Regions from separate parts of the Mus musculus genome. Here region 1 is linked to region 2. The links are chromatin loops, found by intact Hi-C in ENCODE. Cell type or tissue: heart. All regions are shown on one strand.

Evidence for each region. Hi-C counts contacts between places; a loop is a spot of excess contacts. Peaks named below come from ENCODE experiments on the same cell type or tissue, not always from the same donor. Only the 100,000 strongest peaks of a DNase experiment are listed, where the experiment ranks them.
Region 1: a loop joins it to region 2, with 2.9 times the contacts of the local background. A loop is called at or near these places in 2 of 42 quality-filtered maps.

The regions. Positions count from the first base shown.
Region 1 is chr15:6,333,913-6,336,412 of GRCm38, forward strand. It overlaps a transcript of Dab2 not described here. Among named protein-coding and RNA genes, the nearest start is that of Gm16311, 25 kb to the left of the region's middle. In heart, no CTCF peak of the experiment used is centred here; a DNase peak (open chromatin) is centred at 1,059.
Region 2 is chr15:6,237,128-6,239,627 of GRCm38, forward strand. No RefSeq gene overlaps it. Among named protein-coding and RNA genes, the nearest start is that of Gm16311, 72 kb to the right of the region's middle. In heart, no CTCF peak of the experiment used is centred here; DNase peaks (open chromatin) are centred at 734 and 1,234.

The DNA of each region.
Region 1 (2,500 bases), 97 kb after region 2:
TGGTGCCCTTAACCAGAGTTTACCAAGCATGACTGATAATGCCATGGAAAGCAAACTCCTGGTACAGAGAGACTTAGACTTAACGGGTCCTCACTAATGGGCACATAAATGAATTGGTGGTAGAGGTGATACAGTTGTCAGGGATGGAAATCTCTATCTTTGAGAGTCTCTTAAAACAAAGCTTTAAAAAAATTATTTATTTATTTTATGTATATGAGTACACTGTTGCTGTCTTCAGACACACCAGAAGAGTGCATCGGATCCCATTACAGATGATTGTAAGCCACCATGTGGTTGCTGGGAATTCAACTCAGGACCTCTGGAAGAGCAGTCAGTGCTCTTAACCACTGAGCCATCTCTCCAGCCCAAGGCAAAGCACTTCATATGATGATCCAGAGTCCTAGAAATAGTTTTGATACACATCATTTTGGTTTACTAAGCTGAAACCTTAACTGGGTCAGACTACTGGGTTCCGGGGTGATTTCATCTTTACTGAAAATATGACTTTGACCTTGCTTGATGCAAAACAACTCAAGGTTTGATTTCTAAATGGGTTTCCCTGGTTAAATTTACAAAACAGGGAGACCGCTTTGATAAAAATATGCTTTTGATGAGATTTTGGAATTCATTGCTGGATATACTCTGTGAGTACTTGCACCATGTCAACTTGAAAGAAAAGAGCAAATATATTATATTTTGGGGGAAGGGGAGTTTTTTATGTTTTAGACAGGGTCCTATTATGAAACTCAGGCTATTCTCAAACTCAAAGGCCTCCTATCTCAGTCTCCTGGTTGCTAGGACATTGTCAAGCTTAAATGATTAGACTGTCAAACTGAACTGAATTGCGAGTAAGATTCTTAAACTGTCCCATGATCTATCACTCTACTCTTCCATTCTCCACAGGCCAGTGCTTCTCAGGCTTTTCCATTTGTGTCTGTTAGATCACCTTTCTCCTTGTGGGAGGTCCAACTCACACAGCCCATTCTGAGTGGAGCTTAACTTCCTAATTTGCAACTGTGTCTGTTTCCACTGACCAGCAGTATTTTATCTTTTGTGGTTTTGGAGGCCTCTCAATCCATCCTTCCTCTATAATAGAAAAAGTAGAAATAGTCACTCTGCATTTTTCCTCTCCAGTCCTTCTGACACCAACCCCACTTCCTGTTCAGATAGGGGCTCCTCTACTGGAGGATAATGCAACTTGCCACCTGCTCCCTGATTTCTGTCAAACTGGTAGAGTTTGAACTCTGCCTTGTTGTGTTCTAAGGTTACCTCAGAATGGAACATTTGAGAGTTCTTTAGTATTTCTAAAGTCAACACTACCAGATATGCCTGTTCCAGGGCAGGGGAGATACTGTTTTTAAAATTGCACTTCAATACATCCCTTGACGTGTCCTTGGACTTATCAGTCAAGACAGACCTTTGAATCAACAGTTGCTAGCCACTAGGCATGGTGGTGCATACCTACTGAGCTAGCATTTGGGAGATTAAAGCTAAAGGATTGCATCCCAGAGCAGCCTGAGCTATGAAAGGAAAAGAAAAAAAAATTATTCTTAACTCAGTAGATCATATATTTTATCTATCCCAACTAAATATTCAGTTTTTCTAGTGTGATCAAGTCTGCACCCATCAGCTACAACCATATAAAACAATACTACCGTGAATGTTGATCAAACATTGAGCAAGATTACTACTGAAAAAGAAATGGGAGCAACTGAAATGTTCCTGAGGAAATGGAGGTCAGAACCAGAGAAAAAGATGCTGGACATTGAAACCTCATCCATCTCCTGGAAGCTGAGTTTGTACTCCAGAGGGCAATCGATGAAAGCAGGGAGGAAGTTGAGGGAGATTGGCCTGGCATCTAGATGCACTCATTCCAAAGCACTGAGATAGAAGGAAGGACTAGAAAGGAGAGCAAGCGCAGGGAGGAACACAGAAGGACCTAAACGTGCTACCTAGTTTCTCTTAGTTTAGTTTACATGGAATTTTAGTTTAGTATAGTTTATAGTTTTTTTAATAATCAAAATTCATACTGTGCCCTTAAATCTGTACAATTCCTATGTATAGGGGAACTCTTATGAGTCAGTGCTAGAGCGACTGCCTGGCACATACTGGGCCCTAGGTTTGACCCACAGCATTGTCAGAAATAGCAACAATAATCAGTAGATAAACATTTTAAAATACAGTTCCAGGAAGATAGAACAACCATGAAATAAAAAGACAGTGTGCTACTTGTTTAGGTTCTAGGAAATTGGAACTGAATAGTTCAGAAGTTCTTTTTGGTAAGTCATTGTCAGCAGACAAAATTTCAGCTGATTCTTCTTCAAACTTGCAGAAGTGGATTATAAATGAAACATCGCTAAGTGACTACAGCTATCCTCAGGATCTCACACTTCCTCGAGATGAACAACAGAAGACATGCAGTGTATTCCTCTGCAGTTGTTTAGAATTGTCTCCTACATCACCCATAGCTGAGCCTAACTCTCTCAGATCCTATGCACCT
Region 2 (2,500 bases):
GCGCTGCCCTTCCCGTGATGGAAGTGATCCAATGAAGTATCAATGAAGGCATATTGATAGTGGTGTATGGGCAGACAAACTGACCCGTGAAACACAATAAAAAGTTATTAAAAGCCTCTTGCAAATAGTTATCCAACTCATGATAGAAGTGTCACGACAACGTTACAAGGACAGGATTTTTTTTTCTTCTTGAAGCAATAAAACAGGACAGTGGACACTGCCTGTTATTATTTAATGGTGGCAGCGATGAGTGATAAGTCAGACTATAGCTTTTGATGGGGAGGGGAAAAAATAAATAAAACAGTCATGCCAGACAAAGAGATGACCGCAGATTAGCACTAACTTGGCAAGTATGTCTGAAATACAAGGAATGTCTCACTTCCCAGGTCATAAATACCCCCGTGCAGGTGTGTTGTTATTGTTTTGTTTTGCTTGATTTTGTTTTAACACCATGACACATCAGGGGTTGAGTGGACAGTCTTCAGCCTTACTAGATCATATAATTACTAGATCATATATAATCACTAGATCACATAACCACTGCACCATCTAGCACAGGAACAGGCGGGCAGGAAAAGCCCTCCCCTCCCGCTCTTTAACCTTCAAGTTGTTGGCTCTAACTCAGCAGTGCACCCAGTCCGCCCTTGAACATCTATTGCTGAGGGTCGTGTGCTTCTGAGCCACTTCTCAAGAGACAGAGATCTGTTGGTCAGATTATGGGCAGACCTGGTTAGTCAGTGGTTTAAAGCTACCACATCGGTGACGCAATCCCTGGAACTTTGTGGAACTTTTAAGGCCAGATTCCCTGCTGTGCGAGGTAAAGACACTCTCTCCACTTGTTCCTACTGATGAGTTGAAAAGCATTTGTTCACTTAAACAACTTTTTTTGGAGTAGGGCAAAAGGACGGACTGGGACAAGACAGTGAAATGTGAACTGAAGGGAATGGAGGGACAGGCCAAATTGGCAGATGGCACGTCTCGTTTCAGCTTTTAAAAATAATGTTGCTTTAAGAACAAGGGGGAGAAAAAAATCTCAAGCCAAGAAACATCAACAGTAAGTTTTCCTTCTTTCCCCTCTTCAGATATGCTGAAGCCAGGTTTAATTTTATGTCAGGAAAGAATTCCCTCCTGAGATTTTCCTGGCTACGGTTCAGTTGAGGATAATGTTTTCCAGCCTTGTTTCCAGAGGCCCTGAAAAGCTGAAGGGAAACGGGCAAGCAGTCTTGCAGGTCTCATCCTGAACCAGCAGGGGGCGCTGTGATGACAAAGAAATCCCGGGCCTCTCGGACCTGGGTGCTGTCTGAATGCAGGCAACTTTAGGTATCGTTTCTGAGGCTAGCTAAAACTTGAAACATTTACAAGTTGCATTTATATTTCTTACTTAATACAAAGCCTTCATGCTTCATTTTCAATCCAAAGGGGGCGGGGGCTTAGATATTTGAATAGATTTCCAGAAATGTGCAACGCCCAGCCTTCTTTCATGATTATTCAGGTCATTGTGTAGTGAGATGCCCCATGGATGTCTAAATGGGACACCCAGAGCACTTAAAAGCCATTGCAAAAATATCACCCAAATGTACCTGCCCTTGCTGAGTCATGGCTGCTAAAATCGCTTAACCGTTCGATACGCCTTTGTTTTCAAATTGCTTGAATCCACTTAAAACTTGAGGAGGAGTAAGACAGGGAAGCTAGACACACTGATTATCATCACAACCAATCTTTGACTCTGAGTTCACCAATGTGTTTGAAGTCCTACACTACATCCACACAATGTAATTCCCCCGCCAAGTTAAGAATTACGTGACTATCAGCATTGCAAAGGACTCTCAGTCTCACCTACCCCTGGGTACTCAGTTGCTTCCAGCATCTATAGAACCCTATGAATGCAACCTTACAAAGCTAACATCCAACTGTTACTAACATTGCTTGTATATAAGTCTGGGATGCCATATAGGCAATGTCTGCAGGAGTATGATGTGGAGGTTTCAAAAGATAGAAGTCCTGAATCAGTTCAGGGGACTATTTCAGAGACCCGGGTGCAGTTCTGAATGTTTATACTCCAAGCACATGGATTTTGGAGTAGGTATGTATTACTTCTCAAGAGGCAGGAGCTGAGGGGCCAGACAGAAAGAAAATAGAAAGAGATGTCATATTCATCTGCTGCTATCAAAGTTTCTCTTTCTCCTTCCTCTCTCTCCTTCCTTGCACTCTATCCATTTATCTCTGTGTCTTTCTCCATCTCCCTGTGGTAGCTGTTGGGGGCCTGTAATCTTGCTACTTATTTGCTAACATAGGCTAGCTATTGATGCTCTCTGAGAATCAGGTCCCCTGACTTCTACTCTCTCTGAAGAGCAGAGCTGAGTCTTTTAGGCCTAGTGATTTGGAAAATCTGATTTCACATCTCCAAACCACTCAAGTCCTAATTCTGGGCACGTGCATTCCATATCTTCTTGCAGCTGGAACCCCATCTTGGTAAGGCAATTGAGCAAACTCACTTACG